2 separate regions of the Mus musculus genome follow, and region 2 is linked to region 1. The links are chromatin loops, found by intact Hi-C in ENCODE. Cell type or tissue: gastrocnemius. All regions are shown on one strand. Each heading gives the region's core, and the rest is flanking DNA. Links, peaks and the distances in the headings are about the cores only.

Region 1 (8,327 bases), core at 77-8,076:
ATTTATCCAGATTATCTATTTATTTAAGAGACAGTGAGAGACAGAGACATCCCCTAGTTTTGAGACTTTGTTTATCCAAGCTCTTCTAAAATTCTCATAGTGTATTCTGGAGTCACCTGCACCGTTGAGATTCAAGGGTGCTTTTGGCCAGATCTGTGCTGGAAGTCAAGAGAGAAGGGAGGAGGAGGAGGCTCCATTAGATGAGATACGCAGGTGTCACATGGGTCACTTGGTGACCATCTCTGGTTAAACAGGTGCTTTTCAGCTTCTAAGGTGGGAACACAACGTACAGAGGTGTCAGATCCAGGTCTGTTTGCACCGAGAGTAACCGTGACTCAGGACGTTCAGTTAGCTCCAGTTTGAGATTCTGCTCCTTCGCAGGAGGAGGATGAAATGGATTCCGGCACGATGGTTCGAGCTGCCGGTGATGAGATGGGCACTGTCCGAGTAGCCAGCACGATGAGCGGAGGAGCCAATACTATGATTGAGCACGGTGACACGTTGCCGTCCCAGCTGGGCACCATGGTGATCAACACGGAGGACGAGGAAGAGGAAGGAACCATGAAAAGTGAGGCTCTGGGGAGACACTAACTGATCCAGTGTCAGGGTCTCGCAGCCCCTGCTGTCTGAGTTGTGGGTCTGCTGTTGTGTTGTCCTAGCTACGTCCCTTAGAGGGAGAGAGGCGCTCAGTAGGAGGGCTGTGAGGAGCAGGCGGCAGGGGAGGAAGAATGCTGGCAGTAGGCTGGGAGCTTCGTCTGAATGCTCTCATTGAGGGTTCTCCTGGAGCAGGCCATACGTACTCTCTGCTGTGATGCAGACTTTCAGTGTATTTTCACGCTAGTGTCTGTCTGGTTAGTCAAAGCTCACTGACAGCCAGTCAGGGATAATTGAGCAGATGCAAAAGTTCTGTTAAGTCTTCAGAAAATCTCTTCCTTTTCCTCTCCCTCTTTCCTTGTCTCCCCTCCCTGCCATGTTTCTCTGACCCCTCCTTTCCTTCCTCCCTTCACTCTCCCTTTCTTTCTTTGCTGGTTATTAAGTCCCTGAGCCTCACCAGTAAGCACTAGGTAAGCACTGCACCAGTGAGCCCCGCCCCCAACCGGTGCTCCTGCTGCTGGAGACTGATGCTTTTTATGTTGCCCAGCCTCACCTCTCACTTCTGGGCTCAAGCTGTTGCCTGTGGTCAGAGTCTAGGCCTGGTGTTTCCAGGTTTTGTCATTGTTTTGAGGAAAGAAAGTTATGTGCAGAGTAGCAAGACCATTTTATTTAGGCAACGCGCAGGTCAGAATACAATGCAAGAGAGCAGTAGGCCGCAGGGAGGTGCAGTCACTGCCCGAGGCTTCTTTTTGTGAGTCTAGTGGAGGGAGGGACTGGTTTCTTTTTTTGGGGGGGGGGTTTCGAGACAGGGTTTCTCTGTGTAGCCCTGGCTGTCCTAGAGCTCACTTTGTAGACCAGGCTGGCCTCGAACTCAGAAATCCGCCTGCCTCTGCCTCCCAAGTGCTGGGACTAAAGGTGTGCGCCACCACACCTGGCGAGAGACTGGTTTCTAAGAGAAGTAGTTGGGTGGTTCTCTCTGTTGCTTGATAGATTAGTTTATCTGATCACTTCCTCCTCTGTATGTGTCTCTTTCTCTAATGACACATCAGGTGGTTCCCTAGCCTCAGGCTCCAGTCTTCCACATCAGGTGTGTGCCACAGACCTGGGTTCTTCCCCTCTTTCCTGGCTGGCCTGTGACTCGCTCCATTCCTCGAGTTGGCTTAGAGTCCCACACTCTGCTCTTTACTGATCGCCTTTCCTCTCGACCTGAGGTACAGGCCATGTCACAGAGGGAACAGTTGGAGGATACAAAATAGTAACGGAGGTATAGAGGTTCAGGTTAGCCTGAACTTTGCATACGTTGAAAGGCCTGAGTTTCCTTGGTCATCAGGTTTTTTTTTTCACCCCCCTTAACTACCTACCCCCCCACCCCCATGCTAGGGATCAAATCATGGCTTCATGTGTGCCAGTCTACTGCTGAGCTGTACCTATAATATTTATGGCTTTTCTTCTAATCCAGGGATCAGCAAACCAGTGTCTCGGCCAAGCTAGACTGCCACCTACTTTGGGCAGTAAGGCTCAACTGGAACCTAGCCATAAACCATTCCTTTGTTGCTTTTGGCTGCCTCTGTACTGAAAAGGCTGAGTTGAGTACCTGTTAAAAACTGTTGCCTCAAAGGCCTAAATTATCTGCTGTCTGTTCCTTCACAGACAGAAAGTTTGTTGTCTGGCAGAACACTTGACTAGCATGTGTGAGGGGCTGGGTTTCATCCCAGGGAGAGGACACAGCTAAAGGGAAGGGAAAAAAGGTGATCAAGGAGCCCTGGGGCTTTAAACCTAAACATAGGGTCTGGAAGGGCCATCAGTGGCTGGCTGCAGCTCGGAGAGGCTGAGAACCTGTGAGCTGCTCAATCCACAACACTGGATATCTTCAGCAGTCTCAGTCTGGCTCTAAGGGCCTGGAAGATTCCCAGAGAGTCACTTGACTTTAGTCCATGATAGAAGACCAAGAATCTGGAGTCTAATGCCAGCGATGGATGGCAGTGATAATAGCTGTAGCAGCAACAGGAATGGGTGTGCCAGCAAGGAGCAGAGTCAGGCTGGCATGCAAGACTTGTTCTTTTTGCCTCAGAGCCCTCTGTATCTGGGCTGTCTGTCAGATGGTGCCATCCACTCTCAGAGAGACTTCTCTCAGTCGGCCCTTTTTGTAAATGCCCATACAGACTGACCTCAGTTGTATCTCTGACTTGGTCCCAGGTGCCATCAAGTGCAGGGAAGGACATGAGTTCTAATATTGGTGTAGGCCCAGGGTGTTGCCAAAGTATAGTAAAAGGGAATTTAACGTGTCCCTGGGGCTCCCTACAGAAACGTAGCAAGCTTGGCAGCACGTAGGAAGGTAGAGATACTCCTGAGGAGGGGCTTCTGTGTCTGCAGACATTGGCAGGGCAGTGTTCTCATGGGTCTCTACTCTTCACCTTGGAGATGGAAATCATTCCCTTTGTTTTGGGATTCAGATTAATTATCTCTGAGACTGAAAAGAATGGTAATGTTACATTGGTAGATTAACAAATTGATAAAACTTCTGGAGTGCATTCTTTATCAGCATTTAAAAAATTCAGATCTGGGCTTGAGAGATGGCCCCACAGTTAAGAACATTGCCCTTCTTCCAGAGGACCTGAGTTCAGTTCCCAGTGACTCATGACCACTTGTAACTCCAGGCTCACAGGATCCAGTGCCCTCTTGAGACTTTGAAGACACTTCCTCTCACACATGAAGAGACTCCTTGCTGTATACACATAATTAAAAACAACCCCCCAAAGAAAAGATCAAACCTGTGACCTGGTAAATTCCTTTATTAGGAACTAGGCCCAAGGAAATAATTAAAGATAAAATTTATGAATTTTCCCAGACATGCTAGTGTAGACTATTGCATATATAAAAATATTAGGTACAGTCCAGCCTTAGCTGAAATCTGAAGGGGAATTGACATTAACTAGTCATTACTTGTGTAAAAACACATTGGTCATTCTTGCTGTTTGTAGACTATGTTCAGGGTTCTCTAAAGGAACTCCTGGTCTTAGTGGTGAAGATAAAATGCCCTTGTGAGTTGTCAGCATTGAACTTGTTGTGCTCCCACTGTGCCAGCAGAGGGAGCTCCGCGATAGGATATGGATTGAAATTGCGTTCCCATTCAAATTCACCGACACCCTTTCCATGATAGCATTTATTTTGGATCAAGACTATTATTTATTTATACTTAAGATTTTATTTTATTTTATTTTATTTTATTTTATTTTATTTTATTTTATTTTATTTTATGTGTTTGAGTGTTTTGTCCATATGTATGTCTAAGCACACACGTGGCTCGTGCCTGCAGGGACCAAAAGAGGTTATTGAATCTCTTTGAACCAGAGTTACCGTGAGCTGTAGGTACTGAGAGTTGGACCTCGGTCCTCAAGAAGAGCAACCGGTGCTGTTAACTGCTGTTAGCCCTCACCTTTAAGGCTGTCTTGAGTTACCGCAGCAACACTGGGGCATGGCCTTCATATCGTTTAGTGAGGAGGTTGGATACTTGGCAGAGCTGAAGCACTTCAGCACAGCCTCTTCGTCTCAGGTTTAGTAGACTTTAGTTGGAATTGGTTTTGTCGATCCTGAGCACAGTGCCACACATAGCTTTTTAAGTGTCACCAGTTAAGGGGTCCCAACCAAACAGTGGGATAGCACTTCAAAACAAAACAACTCACAAACAGAACTGATATGGGGAAAGCTACAATATGTAGACAAACAAGTGTTAAAGATACTTTATAACCATCATTGCCTGATATATCCCGATTTTGGTTTTGGAAGTGCAGGGACGGGAACCCTGGGCTTCCTGCCTGGCCGTGTGCACTACTGAGCTGCATGGCCCCTCACTTTAATCTTGCGTGTTTTATACAGGAAGGATAATCGGAATAGCCTTTTACTGATCTGCAGAACCGCTGTGGATTGTAGGTATCGACCCTTTTGGTTTGTGCATTGCGGTTATTTGGCCCTAGCTTGTGACTTGTGCCCGACTGTTGCAGTCATTCCTAGCAGCCGGCCTTCTCCTGATGTCACACTGTTCCAGGGTTTCTTATACAGTATCATTTTTGTGTTCTTCAAGAAATTTTGCTGGGTGGTGATGGTGCACCCCTTTAATCCCAGTACTAGAGAGGCAGAGGCAGGTTGGTCTCTGAGTTCAAGGACATCCTGGTCTACAGAACAGTTTCCAGGACAGGCAGGGTTACATAGAACGACACTGTCTTGAAAAAGAAAAAGAAAAAAAGAAAAAAGAAGTTTCTTTTTACCTACACACCTTGAAAGAGTAAATGTTTAAAGAGTTGTAAAGTCTTACTGCCCACAGATGTTCTTTAATATATCATGAATTTCTTGTTCTTTGTATTATGAACTGTAGTCACATTCAGCTGTACGGTCCAGTCACCTTTGCATGGATTCCGTGACCATTATTCTAAAATAGATTCCTTGCCCTCCTTCCCCTTTTTTTTCCAATAGAGATTGCTATTTGAATTTCTTTACAATGATCTCGTATCAGTTTCAGGATCAGTGAAGCCAATTTTGCGTTATACCACTGGGATTTTACTTGATTGCTTTGAATACATAGTTCTGTCAGCAAACACGGTTCCATGGTTTACCCAGCATATCTCTAGAAAACTGAGTTTATTCACAGGCATGCTCTATATCTCTGTGTGTGCATGTGTGTGTGTGTGTGTGTGCATGTGTGTGTGTGTGTGCATTTGTCTGTCTGTCTGTCTGTGTTTTTGTTGGGGAGATCCTAGATAGGATTTCTCTCTATAGCCCTGGAGCTTGCTCTGTAGACCAGCCTGGCCTCAAACTCACAGAGATCCCCCTGCCTCTGCCTCCTGAGTGCTGGGATTAAAGGCGTGCGCCACTGCCTGGCATCTCTATCTTGATGAGGTCTTTTTATATAGCTCAAACTGGTGTCAACTTCTGATCCCTCTTCCTCAACTTCATGAGCACTGCAGCTACAAGCACCCTTAGCATGTGTGTCTGTGTACACGTGTGTGCTCATGTGTAGGTCAGAGGTCAACCTTGGGTGTTATTCCTCAGGGGTTGTTCAACTTGATTGTTTTAATTTGTTTTAAAAAATATTTTCTTTTTAGTATTTAAAATTGTGTGTCCATGCGTGAGTATGTACACTTGAGTGCAGACACCTCAGGAAGCTTGTAACTTGTATCCCCTGGAGCTGGGGCTCCAGGTGCTTGGAAGTCACTTGATACAAGTGCTAGGAACCAAGAGAATCCTCAGACGAGCAGGGCACACTCTTCACTGGCTGGGCTGTCCCTCCAGCCTTCATCTTGGTTTTAGGACCAGTTCCAAGTCTTTTGTTTTTATGTTGGCTTTGGTTCTTGTTGTACTTTTATGGCTGTTGCGTTGATGTTTTCAGTGGATTGTTGTACTCATCTCCTATGAGACTCCTAATCTGTAAGTTCCCTTTTTATTTTTTATGAAGAAGATCTTGTCTCTGGATTATGACCTCAGTGTTGCCCCTGTGATCCATAGACCCTTTTTTTTCTGGTTCACTCAGATCTCTACTACAGTTTGAATAGTGGTGCCTGTTCTTGTCCTGTTCACCTCAGGGAAAGTCCCTCTAGCATCTTAATCCTGAGTCTGATTGCAGCCGAATCAGCAGTCCTTCCTTAGGCTAGAGAGTCTGACTGTAGCCTTAGAGAGTCTGACTGTAGCTTTAGAGAGTCTGACTGTAGCTTAGACTGTAGCCTGGTGTCAGTTAGAACTGGCGGCAGTTTACCATCTTGCGGTTTGATTTTTCTTGCTTACTAGTCTGACTACCCGTAGCTTTCCCCTTAGCTCTGCAGCTTCACTCCACCGTCAGTGTGGTACATGCGCTCTTTGTTTTCTTTCCGCCCACCCTCTGGCGCCAGGCCTTGAATGCAGGGACCAGGCCTTTTGCATGGAGCTGCATACAAGCTCTGATATTGGAAGCGTCTTATTTATTAGAAACAGGATTTTGATTACTGTGTATCGCTTCCAGCCTGGAAGTTGCTGTGTATACCAGACTGGCCTCAAATTCAAAATTCCCCCGCCTCTGTTTCCTGTATTCTGGAAGTACAGGCATGTTAATTATTCAGAAGAACTTTTTTCAAAACTAAGTGTGTGAAATTTTAAAACCCGGTATGTGCTAGAGAGTTGTTTAAAGAGCGAGGCCGAGGTGGTAACAGTTCTTGGGTACTTTTGAGGCATTTGTGGCTTGGCATGTTTGTTGTGAATTTTTGTCAAAAGAGTCTTTGTGTTTTCTTCTTTTGAAAATATTTAAACACTCTGCATGTGCCACAGACCCACGCTGTGGAAAGTAGAGGACAACTTTTGTGGGTTCTGAGAATTGACTCAGGTCCACAGGCTTGGGTAGCCAGTACTTTACCCAGGGGCCACCTAACCAACCTAAGAATGCTTGGTTTCTAGTTGTTTAGTACAGGAATTTATATCTAGTAAACTTAATGTGCCAATTGCCTTTAAATTGGCTATTTTCTACCAATTTTTGATACTTGGGTTTTCAGAGACAAACCCAGCAAAATATGGAAGGAAGGAAGTGGGCTTGTTTGCACAAGTTGTACCTTAGCAGTCCTTCCCTGAGGAGGGGCTGACAGTCAGCGGTTCTGATGGTGAGCAGACACCTATCTGCTGAAGCCTCGATGCCAGCCGGCTGCTCTCCCTCTCAGTGCTTGCGGCATGTCCAGGAGCGCATCAGCTGGCCCCTCCTCCTTCCCAGGCTTGCTGCCTGCACAGGTGGGGGGCGCAATAGCTTTTGCAGTGTTCTCGTCCTTGACTCGGGCCTTTCCAGTTAGGCCCTGTGACCTGAGGCGAGTGAGATGATTTCTTTTTAGGATCTGCACTGAATTCCCAGCGTTCTAATGTGCTCCTTAGAGTAGTAGCCACACTAATCTGTTTGCAGTAGAACTTTAAAGCATGACGGCATAGTTAAGATTGGGAAGCTCTGTGACTGAGGCCGTCTACTGTTGCTCTGTTTCCTCCTTTAAGACCACAGTCCAGGCTCTTACTGAAAAGACTTCACACTGTCTGTCAGATATGCATTCATCAGAGCAGTGTGAGAGGGAAGTTCTTCATTCACTCTCAGCCTGCAGCTGTCTGCAGGGTGCAGTTAATACACGGTCCACATGCTGACTTCGTCAGTCTCGGATGTAGGGGATAGTGTTTGCAAGCATGGTTCTGAGGGTGTAAGCGCTGTGCACTCCTCTTACAACAGCAGCCTTGTTGTCCAGTTTCTGGTTGCTTCAAAGTTCACCAGAGAGCACTCGGTGCTTCCTATACTTGCCACTCTGAATTGACACTATAGGAAGGTTCTCGATAGAATAGGGCTGTTTCCTGCCCCAGAGCGAAAAGCTACAACAGTTAATTTTGTTGCAGTTGTCTTGCTGAAGGAAGGCAAGAGTAGAAAGAAAAATACTGGAAAGATTTTGGGAATCAGTCTTTGGCCTGGAGTGTATTTCTGGGTCTGATAGGGGAAGTCTCCTTAGGGAGGTTATTCCCCCTTTGACCTTCAGGTTTTATGTTTTGTTTTGTCAAACTAATAAAATACATATAAAATACGTAGTGTCTAAATGCTCAAAAATGAAAGCATTATAATCATTCATTCATTCATTCAGAGAGAGAGAGAGAGTTAAATTCCCTAGCAATAAGATGATAGCTATTTTAAGAACCAGTTAAACAGCTCAGTATACAAGATGGCAGATTTAAAGAAGGCCAGACTTTGGATCCCT
Region 2 (8,327 bases), core at 278-8,277, 76 kb after region 1:
TTCTTGGAACTGTTCGATTCCTCTTTTTTCATCCATGGACAATGTTGTTAAGGGTGGATGGATTCTTCTAAAGCCTACTATAATTACTTAATAGGGATGTAGAGAATTGGGTTGCAACTGTCACGGGCTGGTCCTAGCTCTAGTACGTGTGACTCCTTTGACTGTCTAACCTCTTTGGACTGCAGTTCTCTTAATCTGTGAAACAGGACCCAGTAGGGCTGGGAGCCATCGGTGGGATTTGTCCATATGAATGGTAGGATGCGGGGGTCTTGGGTGGTGACTCCATAGTGTTTAGCTCTTGTCTGGATTCATTGTTATCTAAGGAAGAGAACGCCATTATTAAGTTCTGGCTACTGCCCAACTAAGAGCTCGGTCAAGTCTCTGTCTAAAAGCTGCTGTTTCTCCATTGTTAAACGGGAGCACCAGGTTCTTTTTCTGCAGGTGGCAGAGTAAAAGCTGTGACAGGGGGAAGCATAGGGGAGGCACTTTCTCCAGACTAACAGTTTCTAGCAGGCTTTTGCTGTGTCACCAACAGTCCCATATCCCTGTGACTTCCTGCCACAAGTATTAAGTACTCCCACCCTCAAGTGTGGGACTTGGCTGAGATATAGCTCAGCTTTAGGCCTGTGGCTTCTGGGTGAGCTCTTTTTGTGGCAGAGTCTGGAAGCTTCCAGAAGAATGGTATCTTATGGCTGTTAGTCCTACCCAAACAGGTTCCCAGCCAGGCTCCAAATTAGTAGGCGTGCTGTCTTAGCTTCTCTTTCTGTTGCTGTGACTAAACACTCTGACAAACGCAATGAAAGGTAGAAAGGGTTCATTTTAGTTCACAGTTCAAGATACAGTCCTTTATGGTGGGGAGGTCAAGGCAGCAGGAGCTGGAAGCAGCTGGTTACAGTACATTTGCATTCAGAAGGGAGTGATGGATGATGCACACATGCTATGCTCAGCTCACTTGCATCGTTTTGTCCAGTTCAGGATCTAATACCTAGGGAAGGGTCACACCCACAATCAAAGTGGTTCTTCCCACATCAATTAGCATATCAGGGTAATGTCCAGAAGCTTGTCTTTCAGGCAGTTCTAGGCTATGCCAAGTTGGCAATTTATAAACTACGAATGGGACAGACACTATCTAGTGAGTCTGAGGACGAGAAGGGACATGGTGGGCAGAGACTATGGTCCCTTATATTATCTGTGTTAATGTGATGGGTGGAGCAACCAAGGCCCAGAAGGAGGCTCAGAAATATCCAGGAGCTCACAGATTCTGTGACACCAGAAAGCTTTCTTTTCTCTACGTGTCACCTTGGAGCCATGTTGTTGGCAACTGTTACTACAAGCCAACAGTTCGGGCATTTGAATCTAGTGAGAATGGCTGTAGCAACCAGAAAGTGGCACTCTCTCCATCTTCCAGACTGCAAAGGGAAGTGGTGAAGGACTCGCCTGGGTTACACCGCAAGGCCACGGGAACAGGACAGAAGAGACACAATTTTTAAGTTCGCCTCCATAGTAGTCTGCCCCAAGTCTATCAGACAAAAGGCACCTCCTTTCTCAGCTGTCTGGGTCCAAGGAATGGACAGACCCTTGCTGAGTCCTCTCAAGAAACCCTTGTTTGGCCCTGACTCTAGGCTGGGAAATCAAGGCAAGTGAGACACAGCCCAGTAGTGGAGACAGATGTACTCTACACATGACATCCCAACTGCTGGAGCCCCTTTTCCTGGATATGGGACAATCCAAACGGTCTTAGCAAGCACTTGGCTACAACATGAAGCATCATCGACTCCCTGGGTCAGAGGCTCTCTCTTTGCTCCTGACTCTGCCAGGAAGCTGTCTCAGTCAGAATCCTGCATCTCTTGACATCTCTTTAACCCTTGTTAATCTCCATTTATTAAAACAGAATCAGGCTCTGCCTTGGCAGGTGGCCCTATTAGCTAGAGTTTAACGGTGTTATTTAAATCAAGCACGAATGAACTCAATGGAATTATTGTTTTCATTACACTTGGCTTCGAAGATCCATGCTGCCTCTGTCCGTTGATCTTGCAGATCTTATTTACCTTAGCGACACCAAACCTCCTCTGCCCTCCCCTCCCACACCATCCCTTGGAAATGAATTGTTAACATCCAAAAGTGAGCCGTTTAAATGAAGACGTTAAGTGAGTAGATGTACAGAGGTACTTCACACAACTTTACACATTACGGGGTGGCTCTGCAGGGATGATGGGGACTGAGGCAGCATGTGTGGATGGACTGATGTTTGGAAAATTCTTTCTGGACACACATTATTTTGGGGAGGATAGTCTGCAGGTGGGTTCAGGGCTCGGGAGAGAAGGGGCTGCCTGGCTTGGCATTTGAAGTGGAGGGAACAATGTACAGAGAGATATAACACTGGTTCTGAGGTGGGATGGGAAGCCCAGCACAACAGTGGTGTGGGGTGCCGGAGCCGAATGATGAGCTATGCTTTTGATGTCTGGTGTGGACCTTGGCACTCAGAGGAGAATGCAGGAGGCATGAGTTGTAAGGGAGCTGACAACAGGCCAGTGCTTGTCAGAAGGTCACAACTGTCTCTGGAGAGAAGATCTGGGTCGCAGGATCCCTGGCTGGCACATCATGATCTCTTTCTGGTGGGAACCACACCTGGGGTGCAGAGCCATAGATCGTAAGCCAGAATTAGCCTAAAGAAAAGGAAAAGAAAGGGTTAACGCCTATTTTGTAACAGGACTCTGAATCTGCCACCTCTATTTAGAGCCTATCAATCCAACTCAGACAGATGCTAAGACAGGTCTCTCCAACCTCCTTCAGAAGGGTAAGCTGATATCCAGCATACTTAGTAAGAGACCTGAGGAACCCAGTTTCTCTGCCTTGCTAATGGGAGCCCTTGCACCCTCCTTCTCCAGCTCTGGCCATTCTGAGGAAGGTACCCTGCTAAGATTATTGACCTGGAAGGACATCCCGGAGCTCGGCGGGAGGAAAGAGGAAATGGCACCTTTGCTGGGGTCTCAAATGGTACTTTTGCTGGGGTCTCGGCAGTCCCGGCCACAGGCGCTGGCACAGCACCGCTTCTTGCCTGAGCAGTCCGAGTCTTTGTTACACATGTGCTTTGTGGGACTGAGGCAGCGAAGTTGATCCACGGGGCATTTGCCCGACTTTACTGCAACACAGGGGCTTGGTTGAGTCTGGTTGTGCCCACCAGTCCTGGGGCTTGCTTGAGGTTTGGGTGTTGGCACAGTGGGGAGGGCACTTACCAAAGACACGAGGCATACACTGGAGGAAGCAGGCTCGGCGACAGCACTTCCAAGAAGAGGGACACTGTTTGTCATTCAAGCACTGATCAGGAGGAGTATTCTGGTTGCAGAGTCCATCGTCTGGTGGGCAACCCCCCAATTTGTCTGTACGAGAAACCTCACGTCACTTAGCTAGACACAGCTCAGGGTTGTGTTGGGGATTGCAGGATCAACTGTCTCAGTCTCTTGCTTGCCTCCAGGATGGGTCTTATAGATTTTTTTTTCTATTGAGGGCTAATTATGACACTCAGGTGGCATAATGGATAGGAAAAATGAGATTAAAACACTTAGGCTGTGGAGATCAATCAGCCAAGATTAGGACCCGAGTTTGACCCTCAAGACCCATGTTAAACAAACAAACAAATAAGCAAAACTAAACAAACAAACAGAAAAGAGGGAAGGTTCTGATGAATTCAAGGTTAATGAGAAGCTGTCTCAGCAAGGTGGTTGGAAATGACATCCTAGATGGTTGTCCTCTGGGCTCTATGCCTCCACATCTGTATGCGCCCATGTGCTCCTGTAGACACATACCTAGATGTACACACACACACACACACACACACACACACACACACACCACATGTACAAGCACACAAATTTTCCACCTCAGACAAGATTGTGGCAGTTTGCCTCTGCCCATAGGTACCTCCCTGGCCTCGTTCTCTATCGCTCCTGAGCTGCTTCAAGCCAAGGAAGCAAGGCTTTCCCTGGCACCCGTTTCCACTCTGGCCACTTGGTCAGTGTATTGATTTCAGTTGAAATGTCCCTTCTTCTTAAGGCCCTGCTTCTCTGAGCCCGTGGCACTGGGTCAGCAATGGGGTGAGTGCCTAGAGCTGTCTGTTTGCTCTCCCTGTGCTGGAGGCTGAGCTTCATTACCTGCTTGCCCTGTTCATCATGAGCACAGCACGGTGCACGGCGCTAAGGGCATAATGGCTGTTGGAAAGAGAAGTATTTGTAGGGAGGCCTCGTGTTGCGTATGTGCTCTCCTCTTGCTACGGGTGACACTTCTATGCTGCTGTGCTCACCTCTGTTGGAAGAGGCATAGCTTAAACTCAAGAATCAACTCTGTCTCTGAACCTTTCTCTGGAACAGCTCTGGAAGGCTCTGACCTGGAGTTGGCCTAACCAGTCTTCTCATTGAGGCTTCATGCACAAGTTGGAAGTCTTCTAATGAGGCAGAGATTAAGGCCTGTAAAGGACAGTGACCAGCCTAGCCCACACGGGCCTGGGCTGGGCTAGGATTCTCTGGCTCTCTTTAATCTTCATGTTCTGCGTTGACTGCTTTCAACTATAGGGATGGGGCTGGTCCTAGGACTTCAGCTCAATCTAGCAACACAGAGACTTCAGTTGGATCCAGGACTCTGAATGTAATCCCCTGGGGCCCTATTCCAGAAGTTCTCGCTGACCTACCCACCACCAGCTCCCCCAGCCCAGTGAAAGCTCCTACTTCCTTGCTTAGAGTCCAGACAGCTCCATTTGCCTCATGCCAACCTTCTTCCCACTCTGTCCCTGCCTGGGCACTGGTTGTGCACATAGTAGGTGGTCCTTTGCTCCTGCATTGTCAGCTTTAGTTCCTAAACTGGTGGTTGAAGTCGAACTGCTGCCCCCTGCTGGAAAGTAAGCTGCTTAGCTGTTTGGGGAGGAAGACGGGTTCTGTTGGGGGGGGGGGGGGAGGGGAGAGAGTGATTGGAGACTATCTACCTACAGACCAGGATTTAATACCAAGCTCACATCCCATTACAGAGGTGCTCAGGCCTTGGAGAGTGGGCCGAATGGAGCTGTCTGAATTCTAATCAAGGAAGTTGAGTCTTGTGTGTGGGTGGGTGTGTGGGTGTGTGGGGTGGGGTGGGGGGAGTGCATGTGTGGGGAGTGCAGCATAGATTGCAACACAGAGGAAGGGGAATTGCTGCAGGAGGACCCCAGGGTTGGGCTTCAAGGATCAGACTGATAGGGAGCGAACAGAAAGTTGGCATTCTAAGTGAGACAAACTGTCGGTGCCACAATGTGGAGACACAAAGTCTGGACTGGACAGAGAGGTGTGCAGGGCTCTGAGTGCACACTACCATGGTCACTCTCCTAACCTTCCCTCCACACCCAGGTTTCCTACTTGTGACACATTCTCTGTGACACACACACACACACACACACACCCCACAGCTGATATGTAGACTCCATACCTGTGTGGCAGCCATCCATGGGCACGGTTAAGCTGGTGAAGTCAGGGGCATGGCACACCGCACCCTGAATACATACACAGATCTCTAAGTGGAATTACTCAACTGCCAACACCCTGGCATTTGAATGAGGAGCATAGGATCGTATAAACAAAAGTGGCTGAGCCTCCACTGGGACGAGCTAATGCTCTCCTTCCCTCAGCCCCACTGCCTTCTGCCAGTGTCTGAAGTTCTACCGAGAGCCAGGCAGATGCCTCACGGGAGAGAAACCAGGAAAGGATGGAATGACATGAACGGGTATTGGTTAGGATGTCACACCTGGCCAGGTAGAGCAGGCTCGGGCTCTGGTGGAGCCAGGTCTCACCCTGGGTGTGGTGTCAGGACTGTTCTCCTAGGACCCCTCAGTTGCTCCCCCGAATCTCCACATATGCTACACTTACAGCCATGTCTGACATTTATCCTTCAAGGCCCCATTTACTCATGAGAGGAAAGTGTGGACCCCGTTTCACGGGAGTGAGTTGCTGAAGGGAACCTTTCTGACTCACAAGTACTACCGTCAGTTACCACGTTTGATACTGTCTTGGTCTTCGGCACTGGAAGTTGGTTAAGCAGTATGCCTTGGTTTGCTTACCAGTAAAATGGGGGTAAAAACAGTGCTGGCTCACGACACCGTAGTGAAGACTTGTGGGTGATGGCTGAGTGGGTTACAGTCCACAAAAGGTCTGACCTTGGAACCTACTAGCATCCTTTCTTCCTCCACGTGGGAGGAAGCCTTCTCCTCTGTGCCTCCGAGGAAGGCATAATCCAGGCTAAAGGGAATGGGTGCCACGTAAATCCCGCTACCTCCATCTACCTGTACCGCACAGGCTGCCCCAGTCTTGGAGGACGGGTTCTGTCCCCATTTGTATACTTGTCCCCTAAAGCAGGGCTAACTCTCCAAAAGTGAATGTAGGTCAAAGCCCAGCAGCCTCAGAGGAGGATGGAGGGATGGCCTCGCCTTCGCAGGGAGGCATCTGTGGAAGAACCCTTATGCCTCCCTCACTGTCAACAAACCAACCCGAGCTTCATCAGGGATGGGAATGGACTGAAGCTGGAGAAAGGAACAAGAGAGACAAAGGCAGAGATTCCTCCCATCAGACCCCAGATCCCAGCAGCCACACTCTTTACTTAGCCCCCAAGTCCCTTCTACAATCCCCATTGGTGGAATCACATGATGTTTTCCCCATACGGGGAGGCACGGTGACACATGCATCCTGTCTGTAAGCTTGGGCACAATAACCATGTGTCTATAGAGGTCTGCTCAGACAGAAACGAAGGCACCTATGTACACAGAAACAGCTGAGTGTCCTTAAAAACATTCGGGTGTGAATGTAGGCACAGGCAAGTTGACAGGTAAAGACCCAAGCACGAACAAGCCTGATGCAAAATGCAGGTTCCTGGGAGCACTGAGACAGACAGACAGACGGATGGACGGACGGACGGACGGACGGATAGTAAGACACACACACATACACACACACACAACACACACCCCACTTATCACTGGCTCTCCCACAGCCCCCCACTCTCCACAGAAAGGCAGAAGCCACCTGCTCAGAGCACAGGGATTCATGACACTCACCTCCCTTCTTTCTACACAAGGCAACAGGCAAGTGAGTCTCCAAAGCCAGGAGGACTACCAGGAGGAGGGAGCTCTGGACTCTCATGTTTCTTTCGTGGCACCCAATAAGCTCAGAGCTCAGAGGCCCCCAGATTAACATTTACAGTCTCAGAGATGCCAGAGCAGTTGAGTCAGCAGAAGAGGACTAGAGGGTGACCAGGGTGGCTTGTGCTTCCCGGATCTGGGTCCCTCCCACCCTCCTACCCTCCCACCCCTGCCTGATGTCCTTAGGGCAAGGGGTGCTTGTGAAAGAGCTGGTAGCAAAGGTTCCTTGTGTTAGGGACATGGATCTAGTTCTGCCTGTATTGCTGACTTGGCCTCTGAGTGTTGGGTAAGTCTTGCCCGTCTCTGGGGCTCAGTCTTCTCATCTATATTGTGGGGAGAGGAAGAGAGGGGTCATAATGAAAGCCACACAGAGAGACTTTTTCCTTTAAGGCACGTGGCCGGCTCTGCCTGGGAATGTGAACCTCGGCCTTCTCCACCCTCTGCCTGACTACAGCCATCTGGAACATCTGGTAGAACCAGGCCGGTTTGTTGTGCTCAGAGAATGAAGATGTGCTAGGATATGACACTGACTTCTTGTTTTGTGAATACGCTTACTAAGAATGAAACTCTTCTATTGATTCCCTTTGGCCACTAATCCTGTTAATCCCGACTACCCACCCAACCCCTGTACTGGGGATTAAACCCAGGGCCTCTCAAGTGCTAGGCAAGTGTTCTACCACTGAGTTGCATTCCTGATCTCTTTAACTTTTTAAGTTTTGAAACCAGCCACACCTTGCTGAGTTCCCTAGGCTGATTAGTGTACTTGCTGCTCGGTAGCTCAGTCCGTCCCCTGAGTTGGGATGTTCCTGCCTCAGTTTTCCCGAGAAGCTAACCATGCATCATTAGGCCCAGCCTAGCTCCTTGCCCTTACTGCTTGGTAGCAAGTGAGCGCTTCGTGCCAGGGGAAGCCCTCGTCTCCCCTGCCTTCTTTAGACCATTAAGCCAGACTCTGAACTCCAGGATCGTATTTCCTAAGACTCAAAGTCCTTTTTGCTTCTGTACTTTCTGTGTTCGGCTTGATTGACGGCCTGCAGGATGGTGTTTGAGTGAGGTATTTGCTTTCCCAACTCTCTAAGGTCTTGAAGCTCTCACAGTGTCTTGGAGGAGGGGCGGGAATCAGCACGATTGGCAAGGAATGGTGCCAAAAAATGGGGACTGCAAAGTGCCAGGGTTG

The links. Peaks named below come from ENCODE experiments on the same cell type or tissue, not always from the same donor. Only the 100,000 strongest peaks of a DNase experiment are listed, where the experiment ranks them.
Region 2: a loop joins it to region 1, with 10 times the contacts of the local background. A loop is called at or near these places in 10 of 42 quality-filtered maps.

The regions. Positions count from the first base shown.
Region 1 is chr2:164,100,029-164,108,355 of GRCm38, forward strand. Stk4 (serine/threonine kinase 4) reads left to right here. Exons shown (of 11, transcript NM_021420.4): 9 at 382-568. Among named protein-coding and RNA genes, the nearest start is that of Stk4, 30 kb to the left of the region's middle. In gastrocnemius, for the core only: a CTCF peak has its summit at 3,681 (motif pointing right); a DNase peak (open chromatin) is centred at 3,685; H3K27ac peaks cover 1,522 bases.
Region 2 is chr2:164,175,500-164,183,826 of GRCm38, forward strand. Wfdc5 (WAP four-disulfide core domain 5) reads right to left here and starts at 7,243. Exons shown (of 4, transcript NM_145369.3): 1 at 7,070-7,243; 2 at 3,237-3,380; 3 at 2,978-3,142; 4 at 826-2,666. The coding sequence starts at 7,154. The coding sequence ends at 2,991. It overlaps A730032A03Rik (a long non-coding RNA gene), which reads left to right and starts at 2,085. Exons shown (of 4, transcript XR_003954086.1): 1 at 2,085-2,165. It overlaps LOC115486434 (a long non-coding RNA gene), which reads left to right. Exons shown (of 4, transcript XR_003954084.1): 4 at 1,623-1,913. In gastrocnemius, for the core only: a CTCF peak has its summit at 4,859 (motif pointing left); no DNase peak of the experiment used is centred there; H3K4me3 peaks cover 642 bases; H3K27ac peaks cover 2,169 bases.